Regions from separate parts of the Homo sapiens genome. Here region 2 is linked to region 1. The links are chromatin loops, found by intact Hi-C in ENCODE. Cell type or tissue: PC-3. All regions are shown on one strand. Links, peaks and the distances in the headings refer to the core of each region. The heading gives the core; the rest is flanking DNA. Region 1 overlaps SPINT1 (serine peptidase inhibitor, Kunitz type 1). Region 2 overlaps RMDN3 (regulator of microtubule dynamics 3).

Evidence for each region. Peaks named below come from ENCODE experiments on the same cell type or tissue, not always from the same donor. Only the 100,000 strongest peaks of a DNase experiment are listed, where the experiment ranks them.
Region 2: a loop joins it to region 1, with 7 times the contacts of the local background. A loop is called at or near these places in 5 of 110 quality-filtered maps.

The regions. Positions count from the first base shown.
Region 1 is chr15:40,852,866-40,861,190 of GRCh38, forward strand. It overlaps SPINT1 (serine peptidase inhibitor, Kunitz type 1), which reads left to right. Exons shown (of 11, transcript NM_003710.4): 3 at 259-386; 4 at 624-762; 5 at 846-1,016; 6 at 1,195-1,221; 7 at 1,532-1,657; 8 at 1,774-1,824; 9 at 3,027-3,197; 10 at 3,411-3,458; 11 at 3,905-5,342. The coding sequence ends at 4,110. Among named protein-coding and RNA genes, the nearest start is that of SPINT1-AS1, 13 kb to the left of the region's middle. RefSeq lists an enhancer at 5,217-5,266. In PC-3, for the core only: CTCF peaks have their summits at 4,954 (motif pointing right) and 6,426 (motif pointing right); DNase peaks (open chromatin) are centred at 4,886 and 6,456; H3K4me3 peaks cover 491 bases; H3K27ac peaks cover 3,744 bases.
Region 2 is chr15:40,742,628-40,750,952 of GRCh38, forward strand. RMDN3 (regulator of microtubule dynamics 3) reads right to left here. Exons shown (of 13, transcript NM_018145.3): 5 at 2,350-2,632; 6 at 1,420-1,522. Among named protein-coding and RNA genes, the nearest start is that of RMDN3, 8.5 kb to the right of the region's middle. RefSeq lists a silencer at 3,966-4,135. In PC-3, for the core only: CTCF peaks have their summits at 2,075 (motif pointing left) and 4,043 (motif pointing right); a DNase peak (open chromatin) is centred at 4,014; H3K27ac peaks cover 339 bases.

The DNA.
Region 1 (8,325 bases), core at 303-8,302:
ATCTCTAATAAAAAAAAAAAAAAGGAAAGAAAGTGGGTTACAACATAAAAATATCTTCAGTATACCAAAAACATGCTCTCTCTGAATAGAGATCAAGAAGCTGGTTCTGTTGGGGGCTCCCACCCGCACCCCATGCAGGCTGTGGAGTCCCAGTTTGGTCTAGGTGGGGCCCATACTTTCACCACCCCACTTTGCTCCTGAGAGAAGCCTGGTCCATCTAGTGAGAATTGACCTTATCTCACTTTCTCTCCCCGCCAGGGTCTGGGATCCCCAAGGCCTGGGCAGGCATAGACTTGAAGGTACAACCCCAGGAACCCCTGGTGCTGAAGGATGTGGAAAACACAGATTGGCGCCTACTGCGGGGTGACACGGATGTCAGGGTAGAGGTGAGACACTGGGCTGACTCTGACCCCGCCCTCTGCCTGCCAGCCTTCTTGGAGCCCCTTTCTGGGGCCCTAGGCCAACCAATGGCCCCGGATGGGATGGGGTGGAGAGAGGCTGAAGATGCATTTAATCCAACTCCCCCTGGCCTCCCCAGGGGTGTGGGTGTGTGTCTGGCCAGGCCTGGGGCAGCCCAAGGGCATCAGGGGGTGCCCAAGCCTGATAGCCACTCCTGTGTGCAGAGGAAAGACCCAAACCAGGTGGAACTGTGGGGACTCAAGGAAGGCACCTACCTGTTCCAGCTGACAGTGACTAGCTCAGACCACCCAGAGGACACGGCCAACGTCACAGTCACTGTGCTGTCCACCAAGCAGACAGAAGGTGAGGGAGGGGTGAGGAGCAGCACCTGGAGCCCCCGCTGTGCGGATTGGCCGCACGGTCCCCTCATAAGCTCTCCCCCCTAGACTACTGCCTCGCATCCAACAAGGTGGGTCGCTGCCGGGGCTCTTTCCCACGCTGGTACTATGACCCCACGGAGCAGATCTGCAAGAGTTTCGTTTATGGAGGCTGCTTGGGCAACAAGAACAACTACCTTCGGGAAGAAGAGTGCATTCTAGCCTGTCGGGGTGTGCAAGGTGGGCCTTTGAGAGGCAGCTCTGGGGCTCAGGCGACTTTCCCCCAGGGTGAGTGGTCTCTCTCTTCTGTGGCCAGGGAGGTGGGTGGTGGGAGCTCTCCCTTGCCCACCCACCCCAATTATCTCATCCCCACTGGAGCCTGGTCATGCCTCCTCTCATTCTCTGTTCTCTCTCCCAGGCCCCTCCATGGAAAGGCGCCATCCAGGTGGGCTTTACTCCCCTCCCCATCCCCCATCCCCACCACATCTCTAGCCCATATCATCCCTATGCCCCTAAGCAGCCTGCCTTTGACCAAGCCATTCCTCCCCTCAGAGTTTGTGGAAGGACCACAAACATCCCACCCCTTCCAGCCCAGCATCGTCCTATGAGGATCTGCCCAGTTTGCGTGGGGCAGGAGTGGGGTTGGTGGAAAGGGAATGGGGGATGTGCTGTGTCTGGGCAGAGAGGGCCAAGTAGAAGGTGGGCCCTGGGCACTTGTTCTTTGCTTGAGCCTGACCTCCCTTCCACCCGTCCAGTGTGCTCTGGCACCTGTCAGCCCACCCAGTTCCGCTGCAGCAATGGCTGCTGCATCGACAGTTTCCTGGAGTGTGACGACACCCCCAACTGCCCCGACGCCTCCGACGAGGCTGCCTGTGAAAAATGTGAGGCCTGGGGGATAGAGGGGGTTGGGCAGCAGACAGGGAGGTCCTGACAGCCTTGCCCTGAACCCCTGGGAGACCCTTGTTGGGTCTGAGACTCTGACCTTTCCTCTCTGCAGACACGAGTGGCTTTGACGAGCTCCAGCGCATCCATTTCCCCAGTGACAAAGGTGAGATCCTCCCCAGGTGCCCTGGATCAGGGCAGACGCTGACACTGCCATCCTCACTATTTCCATCCAGCAGTGCCTGAGGGGCCTGCTGGGTGTACGGGCCTGTGGGCACAAAGAGCCAGGGTGGGCTCCCCGTTCTCCAGATGGCTCAGCTTCTTCCCTGGCTGGCTCTTGGGCTTTCTTCTGTGGCTCTGTGTTTTCCAGGCATCACTCATTCTCCGAACACCTTCATAACTTCAGCCATGTCCACCACATATTGCTCAGATCTTATTTACTTAATCAGTTACTTTTTAAATGTAATATATTAAAAAGGAACTTTCACATCACTACCATAAATGGGAAGCCACTATTACTTGCCAAACATTGAAAAACAACACAAATAAATATAATAAAACAGTAAGTTTTAGCTTGCCAGGCGTGGTGGCTCACACTTATAATCCCAGCGCTTTGAGAGGCCGAGGCTGGCAGATTGCTTGAGCTCAGGAGTTCAAGACCAGCGTGGGCAATATGGCAAAACCCCATCTCTACAAAAAATACAAAAATTAGCCGGATGTGGTTGCGCGTTCCTGTACTCCCAGCTACTCAGAAGGCTGAGGTAGGAGGATCACTTGAACCTGGGAGGTAGAGACTGCAGTCAGTTGAGATGGAACCACTGCACCTCAGCCTGGGCAACAGAGTGAGACCCTGTCTCAAAACAATAATAATAATAATAAGCTCTAGCTAGTTGCTTGCCTGCCAAGGCTCAGACCCTGAGGCCCATCCTCTTTTTTAAGAAAGGTAAACCAGCCAGGCGTGGTGGCTTACACCTGGAATCCCAGCTACTAGGGAGGCTGAGGTGGGAGGATCGCTTGGCCTAGGAATTTGAGGCCAACCTGGGCAACATAGCGAGACACTGTCTTTAAAAAAAAGAGGTAAACCACCCAGTGTTGGAAAACTGAGACCGTGACCCAGTCAGAAAAGCTGAAAGAAAATTGAAATAACTATGAGTCGGCGTAGTTTACTTTTGTGCCTACAGTTATTGTCCAGGGTTTGTCTTCCCTTTTCTGGCACCACTGCAGCTGGGCCAGGTGTTTTGGGGCCTCTCAGGCCCTCCCTGAGCCATGGCAGGTGGGGAGGTGCTGGGCAGCAGCCACGTGGAGCCTAGCAGAAGGTGGCAGGGAGGCCATGGACTCGCTCACCATAGCCTACCCCATACCCCCCAGGGCACTGCGTGGACCTGCCAGACACAGGACTCTGCAAGGAGAGCATCCCGCGCTGGTACTACAACCCCTTCAGCGAACACTGCGCCCGCTTTACCTATGGTGGTTGTTACGGCAACAAGAACAACTTTGAGGAAGAGCAGCAGTGCCTCGAGTCTTGTCGCGGCATCTCCAGTGAGTGGGCCAGTGAGAGGGTGGGCATGTATGGGGGAAGGCTTAGCCAGTGGCCTCCACTCTGTCCCCAGGCCTTTGGGAGTCACCCCTCCATCCTCAGAGCGCCTGGAGTAGGAGTGGGAGAGGATGCCAGTGTGAGGTCTGGGGCACTGGGGAGCAGCTGAGTCTCTGAGCCCTCAGTACTGACTGGTCTTTCCCCTCATCATTCTGCAGAGAAGGATGTGTTTGGCCTGAGGCGGGAAATCCCCATTCCCAGCACAGGTAAGCCCTGATCTGTCCTGTAACTGAGGTTAGCATGTAGGTATCAACTCACGGATCAACTCCACCTGTTGTGACAGCCTAACCTGTGTTGAGAAGGATGCCAAGGTGGCCTATAGAGACAGAGTACCGTAATCAAATGGGGATGCCTGCCACACACGAGGGAGGGAGTACAGTAAAGTGCGTGCCGATGTCTGTCAGCAGCGTCCCAGGCTTCCCCCAAGTTAACTGCAAGGAGAGCGACTTGAGCTGAGACCTGAGGCCCACCAGAGTTCCTCTGAGCTCCTGGACAGAGCTGTTCAGCTGTTCATATGTGGGAGGTCTGAGTCGGGTGCCCATGTCCTTCCATACCTGGCATCCATTTGACTTGGTCTCTTCCATAGATTGGGGGTGGGTGTCAGAACCAGGCAGGCCCTGGGAGCCCCTTATTCTACCCCTTCTTCCCCCAGGCTCTGTGGAGATGGCTGTCGCAGTGTTCCTGGTCATCTGCATTGTGGTGGTGGTAGCCATCTTGGGTTACTGCTTCTTCAAGAACCAGAGAAAGGACTTCCACGGACACCACCACCACCCACCACCCACCCCTGCCAGCTCCACTGTCTCCACTACCGAGGACACGGAGCACCTGGTCTATAACCACACCACGCGGCCCCTCTGAGCCTGGGTCTCACCGGCTCTCACCTGGCCCTGCTTCCTGCTTGCCAAGGCAGAGGCCTGGGCTGGGAAAAACTTTGGAACCAGACTCTTGCCTGTTTCCCAGGCCCACTGTGCCTCAGAGACCAGGGCTCCAGCCCCTCTTGGAGAAGTCTCAGCTAAGCTCACGTCCTGAGAAAGCTCAAAGGTTTGGAAGGAGCAGAAAACCCTTGGGCCAGAAGTACCAGACTAGATGGACCTGCCTGCATAGGAGTTTGGAGGAAGTTGGAGTTTTGTTTCCTCTGTTCAAAGCTGCCTGTCCCTACCCCATGGTGCTAGGAAGAGGAGTGGGGTGGTGTCAGACCCTGGAGGCCCCAACCCTGTCCTCCCGAGCTCCTCTTCCATGCTGTGCGCCCAGGGCTGGGAGGAAGGACTTCCCTGTGTAGTTTGTGCTGTAAAGAGTTGCTTTTTGTTTATTTAATGCTGTGGCATGGGTGAAGAGGAGGGGAAGAGGCCTGTTTGGCCTCTCTATCCTCTCTTCCTCTTCCCCCAAGATTGAGCTCTCTGCCCTTGATCAGCCCCACCCTGGCCTAGACCAGCAGACAGAGCCAGGAGAAGCTCAGCTGCATTCCGCAGCCCCCACCCCCAAGGTTCTCCAACATCACAGCCCAGCCCGCCCACTGGGTAATAAAAGTGGTTTGTGGAGTTTCTGGCTCTGTTCTGTGGGCCAGGAGAGGGACTAGGTTGCTGGGGGGTGATGGGACCGTCCTGTTCAGCTGGTTCAGGCTTCAGCCACCCTGTTGAGCAGGTTTTCCCATCGTCTCTCTCGAAACTGGCCTGGCCCCTGACTTTGGAGAGCAGTGCCATGTTTGACCACCAGAGGGGAGGAGTGAGCGGGCCACGGGAGCCACGAGTGTGGGGAGGCTGCAGTGCTGCTGTGTAGCATTTCTTCCTGGTGTGAGCCTCTCCACAAGCCTGTTGAGTGGTTGAGCTCTCCACAATTCTGCTCATTTGGAGGTTGGGGTTAGGGGTGCACAGGCACCTTGGCTCCTACCTCCATGTTAGGGCCCAGGTGACTAGCTGTCTCCCTCCCAACAGAAGCCCTGGCTTCTGCGCTGGAGTGCAGCACCCCCAACCAGGCTCTGAGCTCCTTCCCAGGAGCCTTTAGTAGAGACACGCCACTCCAACCCACACCCCTGCATTTGTTCAAGCTACCTCCCGGTGCCAAAAAAAAAAAAAAATCATACTTTGAGCTCATTCGTTCGTTTATTCAGTGAATTACATTGAGCTCCTCTGTGCCAGACACTGCCAATCATTAGAAATTTGATACTGCTGAGAGGGGCAGAGGAAGCACTATTTAAATGCTTTACGTATCTCGAGTTGCTGGCGCTGCACACAGCCCTTGTGATGACAATACAATCATCCGCATTTTACAGGTGAAGAAACTAATTCATTGAAATTTCCTCCCCAAGGCCCTAGAGCTGAGATTGGACTGGATCCCCAGAGTTTAGTCTTACAAAAGAGGTATCGGGGTTGGTGGGGGTGGGGGGGGACTTAAAAGCAAATTTTAAGCAAGTACAACTACCATGAATGTACATATATGAAGTTATAAGTGTATAGCTCAGTGAATTTCCATAATGACACACACCTCTGAGGCAGGCACCCAGATCAAGAAGCAGAACCTTCTTAGCACGCCGGGACAGGCCTCGTTTTGATGGATAACACCTGGTTTTGGACTCGTGCTCTCATGGACCACCTCCCCATTTTGCACGCCTCAGCCTAAGCTCAAAACCCTCCCACACAACTGCAGGTGGTGGACACTCCCTGCCTCACACCCCTGTGTCTGCTAACACCACCCTGAGCCCAGAGCACCTCTTATTTCCTTTACTGCCTGTCTTCTTGCCGGATTGTGAGATCCCAGAGCCGCAGATGGCATCCAGTTGTGTCTGGGTTCCCGGCACCCCATGCTCCCTCTGTGACCTTGGTAAATCGTAGTTTAGTAAATGTTGAGTAAGCGGCAGGGGGTGGGGCTCATCCCCATTGTTCCACTTCATAGGGCACCGTGTTTTCCCTTCTAACCCCCTACTCTGACACTCGTCCATCCTTCGAGGCTCAAAACGGACTTGATCCCTACTGGGAACAACCCCCATTATCAGTTGGTTCTCAGACTCTACCCTAGTGTCCAGAACAGTGATCAACACAGAGCAAGTATTTAATAAGGGTTTGTTGGCCTGAAGTGAACATCCTCTCAGGGAGGGATAGACATCAAGTGAGAGGATGCCAGGCAAAGGGCCACCCCTAGTAACAGCTGCTTGCATGTGCAGAGGGAGTGCCCGAGGAGGTGGGAGCTCTCGGGGGTCACTAGGGGGCGCTGTGACTATGACTGGATGCCGTGTTCTTCCTGCAAGGATGTGAGGACTCAGTCTCAGGCAGGTGACAGGAGTGGAGCAATGAACGCCAAGACACAGCTCCTGCTCTCCTGGCGCTTACACTCTGGCGTGCAGGCTGCAGGGATGCAGATACGGTGACAAAACAGTCTGGTCCCCAAACTTCTCCTTATCCCTGAGACCGCCCCAGCCATCCTCTGCTCTGTGCCCACCCACATGACTCAGAACTTTGATCCCTACCTCCATGTCCTGAACAGGCAGTTTCCTCCACTTCAGAAGTCCCCTCCGCCCTGGAAAGCTCCTACTTTACCCCGTGTTCCAGCTCACGAAGCTTTCTCTGGCTCTCCAGCCAAAGTTCATTGCTGCCCTCTCCACGCACTCCTGCTCTACACAGCTCCGCTGCACGCATAAGTCCAAGCTAGTGTGTGTCTCCCTTTATCCAGACAAGACTCCTCAGGGCGCTGACCAGGTCTTAGTTATCCTAGCGTCTCCCAAGCTGGGCCCTGCTTGTGCGTACCAGGTATCTGAAAAATGGCTGCTGGAACAAAACAGAGGCCGGTCAAGTGGAGGAGATTAAGGTTAATAAGTGACTTCGTGGAGAAAGTCTAACATCAGGTGAGTGGCCCTGCACGGTGGCTCACACCTGTAATTCCAGCAGTTTGGGAGGCCGAGGTGGGTGGATCACTTGAGGTCAGGAGTTCGAGACCAGCCTGGCCAACATGGTGAAACCCCGTCTCTACTAAAAATACAAAAATTAGCCGGGTGTGGTGGCACACACCTATAATCCCAGCTACTTGGGAGGTTGAGGCAGGAGAATCACTTGAACCCGGGAAGTGGAGGTTGTAGTGAACCAAGATGGCACCACTGCACTCCAGCCTGGGTGACAGAGTGAGACTCCATCTTAAAAAAATAAAATTAAATTAAAAAAAAAACTAGGTGAGTAGGGGTCTCCAAGAGATTCTTGCACACGTATGTACATAGCATTATTCACAATAGCTAAAACATGGAATCAACCTGAGTGCCTATCAACAGATGAATGGATAAGCAAAATGGAGTACACACAATATACACGGTGGAATAATATTCAGCCTTAAAAAGGATGTTCTAACATATGCTACAACACAGATGAACCTTCAGGACATCTATATTATGCTAAGTGAAATCAGCCAGTCACAAAAAGACAAGTATGATTCTACTCATCTGAAATGCTTAGAGTAGTCAAAATCAAAGAGACAGTAGAATGATGGTTGCTGGGAAAAGGAAAATAGAGAATTATTGCTTAATGGGTACAGAGTTCCAGTTTTGTAAAAGGAAAAGGCTCAGGAGATGGATGGTGGTGATGGTTGCACAACAATGTGAATGTACTTAGTGCCACTAAACCATATACTTTAAAATGGTTAAGATAGTAAATTTTACATTATATGTATTTTATCACAATAAAAAAAGATTGGAAAAAAATAAGATGAGCAGATGGGTGTGGGTGTTCCATGCATAACAAAATCACACTGAGCAAAAGCTGGGCAGTGGAGATCCTGGGTTTTGTTTGGGAATCACAAGCTGCTCAGTTTGGAAGCAGGGAGGTGGAAGCTGGGAGTTTGGTGGGTGGAGGGGATTTAAGCAGGGGAAAGGAGTGATCTGAACTTTAAAGAGTGGGCCGGGCGCGGTGGCTCATGCCTGTAATCCCAGCACTTTGGGAGGCCAAGGTGGGTGGATTACCAGAGGTTGGGAGTTCGAGACAAGCCTGACCAACATGGAGAAACCCCGTCTCTACTAAAAGTACAAAATTAGCTGAGCATGGTGGCACATGCCTGTAATCCCAGCTACTCGGGAGGCTGAGGCAAGAGAATTGCTTG
Region 2 (8,325 bases), core at 22-8,021, 110 kb before region 1:
GCAGAACCTTCAAAGACATTCCATAGTCATCTGACCTCCAGCAGGTAAAGCTTTGTCCATGGGTGCTAAGCTCAGGAGGCCAGACCAACCAAGTGCTGCCCTGCTAACCACTGCCTCCACTTCTGTCTTTGGGGTTCATGCTGGCTACTAGCACTAATAAGAGATGACCAATGATCAAGAGGGAAAGGAAAGGTTGTTGACATGAAGAGTCCAAAAATCAGCCCAAAAGCTGAGAATCCTCATCTGAAATTTAGGAGGGAAAACAAACTTTTGGAGAGAAAAAGTAATCATAAATAAGCATCTTTTGTTAAAACTTCCAGGAATTTTTCTGAGGGTCTACAGAGACATCCTACTCAATTGGTCTGTTCTTTCTCCATTGACAGAATTCTACAAATGTTTAGAATGTTAACTTTGAGGTACTGTTTGAGTATACATTATCAAGGATTCAATAATATTTGTAAGGCTGTACTTACAATAGAAAGGTAGACAAATCCATTTTAGACAGTTAACTGGCCAGGCACAGTGGTTTATGCCTGTTATCCCAGCACTTTGGGAGGCCTAGGTGGGTGAATCAGTTGAGGCCAGGAGTTCAAGACCAGCCTAGCCAACATGGCGAAACCCCATCTCTGCTAAAAATACAAGACTTAGTCGGGTATGATGGCATGTGCTTGTAATCCCAGCTACTGGGGAGGCTGAGGCAGGAGAATTGCTTGAGCCCAGGAGGTGGAGGTTGCAGTCAGCCGAGATCAGGCCACTGAACTCCAGCCTGGGCAACAGAGAAAGACTGTTTAAAAAAAAAAAAAAAATAGATATTAACTGAACCACAGACCTAGAAACCCATTACCCATTGATGGTACCTGACTCAGTGTGTGGAGTTCAGCAGGACACATCAGTCTCTAAAGTCCAAGCATTCTCTGACCTCATGACAGATAAGGCCAAGCCCTGAGCCTGGCACAGGTCAGATGCACCCTATCCTCCAGGGTGGAGCCTTTGCCAACAGACTTGCCAAGTGGATTCCAGAGTCTTCTAAGCTAGCTATATTCTTAGAACACCTGCCCCACCAGCTCAGAAAACTGAAACCAGATTTCTAAGCAGCAGCAAAAAACCTCAGGTTAAGAAAAAAGGTTTTGCCCTCTGTGGCTAGAGTGAGAAAAACGAATAACATTGATAGGATACAACTACTCCTAGAAACACATGCACGTGTGTTACTAATCAGCATGATATACAGATAAGCAAAGACTGCTCTCTTCTTCCAGAGGAGAAAGCAAGGGTCTTTGGGAGCCAGAGTTTGTCCCTAGTGGGTAACTGAGCCACAACTGCTGACAGCATCTTGGTGGTTCCCCGGGTCCCCAGGCAGATGGGCCAGCCCCACCCCTGAATCAGTCAGTCACCTTCCCACAGGAAGCTGTCAGCACTTACCATCTAGGGCATATGACTTCTTCTCGCTCACCTCCTCAGTGAGCTCACACATGTCACTGTAGGCTCGGGCCAGGCGCCAGAGAAAGTCCTGCCGGCTTCCATACTGCAGACCAGACAGAAACGGGTGAGGCCCCTTTTTCCTCAACTGTGGAGAATGGGGGCCTTGGCCTTCCCCCACACCCTAGGTTTGAATTTCCAAGCTAGTATGTTACAGTCATCAATATCAGGCCAGCTCCTACACGCAGCCTTCCCCCCAGTCATCCCTTCCCACGTGCAGTTAATGTATGACACATTCTCTGTCTAGCCAGTAGCTTGCACAATTACGGGGTGAGGGCATTCTGACCTCCTAGAACTGCTGGGAGGAAAGGTCAACTCCAAGATGTCATAAGGCACGAGAGGTCTTTTGCTGACACATGAAGAAAGTGTGAAAGGAAAAGGGAAACTTCTAACTTCTGGGGGGGGGGCATTTATACCTGGGTGGGCATATATTCTGTCAGTGAACCTGACAAGAGAATTATGGTTGAGTGACCTACACAGTTGTCGCTTGTAATGGGGCTGGCAGCTTGGACTCTGCCTCAAGGGAAATGAGGAGAAAAAAAAAATACAGTTCTTTCCACATTTCCCCCTAGAGGTGAGAGGTAGAGCTCTTTCTGCAGTAGCTCTACAGAAAGCAGAGAACTACACTCCCCCTCCCAAGAGGGGAGGCAGCTCTGGGGCAAGCAGTACACTGGCCCTAGGATCCACGCTGGGCCTCCTTGGAAGAGGATATGTGACCTGGGGGACAGATGCAAAACCAGCTGTCTCACCATTTCTCGTCCCATGTCACCTTGTAGGGGCAGTAACCACACGGGCCTTCATTCCCCAGGGGTCAGGAACAGAGAGATGGAGGGAGGGAGGGAAGGAGAAGGAGACAGGCAGCTGGAGCCTCACCACCAGCTTGTTGTTGAGCAGCAGCTGGAAGCCCTCCCGCTTGCCTTGCTCATCACCCCTGTGCAGCTCGTCGGCCTGCTGCAGGAGGGGCAGCACATCCTCCAAGCCTGAGGAACCTCCAGCCTCCAGGGCACTGGAGGCACCTGAAGCTGCCTCTTCCTCCAAGTCAAGAGAATCCTTTCTCCCCATCTTCACAGTCTCACAGCTCACTTCATCTTCCCCGTCCTCACTTTCTTTGTCAGAGTCCCGCTCATTGTCAGACTCCGCATTGGCTGTTGTGTAACTGGCAGAGAAATGTAAGGGACAACAAGAGGATTATTCAGCTCAGAGCCCCTAGGGTCTGTCTATCCCTCACCCCCAAAGAAGCACTCTACATGGCATTGTCCAAAGCACCAAATCACAATCATTCATACCTCTTAAGGGCAGACTTTTTTTCTTTTTTTTTTTTTTTTTTGAGACAGGGTCCCGCTCTGTCACCCAGACTGGAGTGCAGTGGTTCGATCTTGGCTCACTCAAACCTCCACCTCCTGGGGTCAAGCAATTCTCCCACCTAATTTTTTTGTATTTTTAGTAGAGACGGGGTTTTGCCATGTTGCCCAGACTGGTCTCAAACCCCTGGCCTCAAGTGATCCGCCCACCTCGGCCTCCCAAAGTGCTGGGATTACAGGCATGAGCCACCATGCCCAGCAGAAATCATTATTTGAGAGAAAGTTTCCTATGGGAACTAAGGGCTGGGAAAATGATCCAGGAAGGAAAGAGCAGACAACCAGCTGAGGCCCTGTGACAGTTAAGGCAAATGTGAGAAGTCCCTGCTCGTTTTTGCCTTATCAGTCAGAGACACTTGCCACAACCAACATGGGTGGGTGCAGCCTCAGGCCATGGGCAGCCACACACACATCCACAAACTCGCAACCTCTGGCCCAAGTCAACAACCAAACCTAAACCGCAACAGGAGTAGCCCATAGTAACCTTGAGAACTTAAGGGTGTGAGGAGAGGTGATAGGAACCACTTTGCAGCCAGAAGCAAGAAGGGGAAGACAATGCAAACTACCCCCTGAAAAGGTGTTTGGGGGGCTGCCATATGCCAGGTGGCTCCTAAGGAGCCCCAACCCTGATGCACCCACTAAAGAGGAAGCTGAGTTTCTCTTGGATCTCAGCCACCAGCAGCTGATTAGGGTGTTTTCCCTAAATGCCTAAAATAGATAAGGACTGAGCAGGGGAAAAGGTAGGACTTCTGGGGGTCAGAAGCAAACACAAGGCTGGGGGCGGTGGCTCACGCCTGTAATCCCAGCACTTTGGGAGGCCGAGGCGGGCGGATCAGGAGGTCAGGAGATCAAGACCATCCTGGCTAACACGGTGAAACCCTGTCTCTACTAAAAAATACAAAAAATTAGCCAGGCATGGTGGCAGGTGCCTGTAGTCCCAGCTACTCGGGAGGCTGAGGCAGAAGAATGGGCGTGAACCCGGGAGGCAGAGCTTGCAGTGAGCGGAGATCACACCACTGCACTCCACCCTGGGCGACAGAGCAAGACTCCGTCTCAAAAAAAAAAAAAAAAAAGAATAGGCTCCCTGTGGCTGGAGCAAAACAGGACTGAAGGAGAGATGACACACCACCTACAAATAAAGTCAACAACTGACAGCCTAATGTCAGGGCAGAAGTGCTGTCCTGCCCAGAAAACCAGAAACCACAAGGTGGCAGGCTCTGAAGGCTCTGGAAGTGAGCAGCCAGACCTGGTACCCAGTCCGTGCTGACTGCATCCTTACAGAGGAGCTTCAGCCTCATCTAAAAAAGAGGCCCCAGACACATCTACTACAAGAACTTGTAAGGTATTTAAAACCTTTCCTAACTGCACCTTTGTTTTTTAAGAGGTTATCCAAGTAGATTTCCCCTTTAGTTATTAGAAAAAAAAAAAAACACCTTTAGAAATCAAAGGGACAAGGATAAGTGTCATTAGATTTCGTAACCAACCTGGGTACTGATGAGGGAGACCACCCACAGGCAACCTAGAGAATGAAACTCCCAACTGCACCTGCCAGATTGAGAAAAATCAAACCAGAGTCTCCTCTGCCCAGCCAGGCCCAAATGCAAAATGGGTAGATGGTTTATCTGGAACGGGAAGCTGGAATTGCATCATCTCCCTTTGCTAGAAGGAGGGGGAGACCCTATTTCTTGCTGAGTTGAGGGCTGCCTCAGCCAATCAGGAGTCCAAAGAGGAGTCTCTCTGCCTCCAGCACTCCCAGGGAGGGACCTAGCCCTGCTGGAGCCCAGGCATCAGCACAGAATCCCCTGGGACCTGAGCTGCGATGCTGCCATCCCTCTGGATCCTAAAGGCCCAGCTCACAAAGCCAAGAAGAGAGGTCAGGGAGCCTTGCTGCCACAAACAGAGTGAAAGATGGTAGAGCCCTGTGAGGCAGGGAGGCTCCAGGGAAGCTGGCATAGAAAGTAGACTTTAATTGCATCTCAGCCCCACTTTAAGGAACCCTCAACAATCTGAAACCCTACTGCCTGAGGCAGCTTCTGGGGCCTCAGAAGAGATTAATCACATGCCAAGGGCTACCACATTTACACCATTCTCTCTCACTTTCCACCTCCCAGACTAACCCAGCCAGCCTTTGGAGAAATCTACCAGAGAGGAGTGACCCTTTTAACATACCCTGAGGCTTTTGAGATCTGCCAGAGACGAGCAGGGACCTTTGAAAAGGCCCTTTGGTCCTGTGCACTCCGGAGGACAGGAGTTCCCACAGTGGGCCAGAGACCCAAGGCTCCCTCTGAGCAGAGACTGCCACTCTACTCTTAAGCAGTAATGAAGGACTCAGTTACACACATCTCTCCTCCTGGCAATTAAGTTTCTCTTAACCTAAACCATGTTAGAGACTGAGTATGAGGCCTTCAAAGATAACCAGGCACATGGACCCTGACCTTGAGATAAGACCCAACTTAATGAGGTCATAAATGCCCAAGAAGGAGTCTTCACGATGAGGCTGCAGGCAATTTCTCTTGGCTGAGATGCCTGGGAAGGCTTGCTGGAGGAGCTGGTATTTTAGGGCAAGTTGGGTTCTGACAGAGGGAACTCAAGCTGTGTTTGGTACAATGCCCGGGGAACAAGCTCACAGAGCTGCACAGTGATTCTGCCTCTGCCACCCTCAATCTCCTGAGACCTCAAAGTTGTTATTTGGAAGAAGGAAGGAATACAGCTTTCAGTGAAATCAAGCAGCCCATCAAATCTCAGCCCTTCATCCCTCAAAGCAGCTCTCCTTGCCCCAAGACACACATGTTCAAAGCCATTTCAGAGTTTGTAGACTCCTAGAGCTCCCCCCTTGACCTACATGGCAATGACCATGGCACAAAGAATCATTCACCACGGCCACTGCCCTAGAGAACAGCCGGCTCAACCACACAGTGTTGCACCACCACCTGCTCTCATGCCACGGGACTGGGCATGGGACACAGCCTGAAGGCGCTATAATTAAGAAATCCACTCTTCCCCTTGCCCCATCACAGGTGTCTGGCAGCCCTGGCCTGCTCCTTGTGGCCTTGGGAGTCCCAGTGAGCACCCCTAGCAGTGAAGGACCCCCAGGTGTCCCTGGTTAACTGCTCTGGCTCCCACTGACCCCAGAAGTTTGTACTTCTTTATTTTTTTGGGATGGAGTCTTTCTCTGTCACCCAGGCTGGAGTGCAGTGGTGCAATCTCGGCTCACAGCAAACTCCACCCCCTGGGTTCAAGTGATTCTCCTGCCTCAGCCTCCGGAATAGCTGGGATTACAGGCATGCACCACCACGCCCAGCTAATTTTTCTATTTTTAGTAGAGACAGGGTTTCACCATGTTGGCCGGGCTGGTCTCGAACTCCTGACCTCAAGTGATCTGCCCACCTCAGCCTCCCAAAGTGCTGGGATTATAGGCATGAGCCTCCACACCCCAGCCTCAGTAATTTTTTTTTTTTTTGAGACAGAGTACTGCTCTATCACCGAGGCTGGAGTGCAGTGGTGCCATCTTGGCACACTACAGCCTCCACCTCCTGGGTTCAAGTGATTCTTCTGCCTCCGCCTCCTAGGTAGCTGGGATTACCGGTGCCTGCCAACATGCCTGGCTAATTTTTGTATTTTTAGTAGAGACGAGGTTTCACCATGTTGGCCATCTGGTCTTGAACTCCTGATCTCAGGTGATCTACCTGCCTTGGCCTCCCAACGTGCTGGGATTACAGGCCTGAGCCACCGCGCCTGGCCTAGTACAACTTCTTTAAATCATCACAAAGAGGACCAGGTGCGGTGGTTCATACCTGTAATCTCAGCACTTGGAGGCTGATGTGGGAGAACTGCTTGAGGCCAAGAGTTCAAGAACAGGCTGGGCAACACAGTGAGACCCCATCTGTACAAAAAAAATAAATAGAATTGGCTGGGCATGGTGGCACATGCCTGTAGTCCCAGCTATTCAGAAGGCTGAGGCAGGAGCACCACTTGAGCCCAAGAGGTTGAGGCTGCTGTGCTGTGATGGCACCATGGAACTCCAGCCTGGGCAACAGAGTGAGACCCTGTCTCAAAACAAAACAAAACAAAAACAAAAACAGTTGTGAAGGGCCTCAAGCTTTCTTTGATTTTGGGCAGAGCTGTGACCTCTCCTTCTGTTCAACCTCCTTACAGAGTTCAAACATCAATTCCCCACCCAAGTGGCCTGCTTCCTTGGGTTGCAGAGATGTTCTTTACATCTCAGTGCCCACTATCAACTACTTCCTCGGTCTCTCTCTTCAATTCAGATGTATCAAATATTAATTTCATTTTTGCCCCCTCTTTAACACAACTTCTGGAAGCATCTCTTGGCCCAGAGCCATTTAGGTAAATTGAATAGAAAAGGGCCACCTCTGTTTGCCCTTGAGAATGCAGATAACAGGGATCTGACAACCCAGGCAACAGCAGTCCCCCATGGAAGAGCAGAGAGCTCTTCACCACCACTCCACAGGTTTCTGGAGACCCCGGAGCACTCATCAAATCCAGCGTTGGTGATAATGACATTTCAGTCAACCACGGACTGCGCATATCAGTGGGTGCATACGATTATAATGGAGCTGAAAAATTCCTATCACCTAGTATTTACATTGTATTTTATTTTTCTGAGGCAGGGTCTCACTCTGTCACCCAGGCTGGAGTGCAGTGGCACAATTATGGCTCACTGCATCCTCAAACTCCCGGCCTCCCAAGTAGCTGGGACTACCGACCCATGCCACCATGCCCAGCTCGTTTTTTTTTTTTTTTTTTTTTTTCTTTGAGATGGAGTCTCACTCTGTCTCACAGGCTGGAGTGCAGTGGCGCAATCTCGGCTCACTGAAACCTCTGCCTCCTGGGTTCCAGCAATTCTCCTGCCTCAGCCTCCCGATTAGCTGGGATTACAGGCATGCACCACCACACCTGGCTAATTTTTGTATTTTTAGTAGAGACAGGGTTTCGACATGTTGGCCAGACTGGTCTCAAACTCCTGAACTCAGGTGATCCGCCCACCTTGGCCTCCCCCAGGTAGTTATTTTATGTAGAGACGTGGTCTTGCTGCCTTGTCCAGGATGGTCTCAAGCTCCTGAACTCAAGCAATCCTCCTGTCTCGGCCTCCCAAAGTGCTGGGATTACCCATGAGCCACCACCACACCTGGACTGATTTTAACTTCTAGTTTCCATGTACCTGCTTATAGCTAATTCCTCTGATCCAGCATAAAACTTGGCTGTTCTCTACACCAGTCTTTCCCTTAAGAAGAATAAAGGCTGGACAAGGAGAAATCGGCCTCTAGGCCTCACACAGGCTACCTGAATAACTGGAGCTAGCAGCAGATAAGGTCAGATGGGTCAGATGCTGCTACTGACATCACACTCTATCCTTGGGACCAGAGTTTCAAAGTGGTGCTAGTGGTTTAAACTCAAAACACCCTTAGCATGACCAGACTTGGAGGAGGCTGTCCACCAGACTCCTGCCAGCTGCCCCGCCTCACAGAAA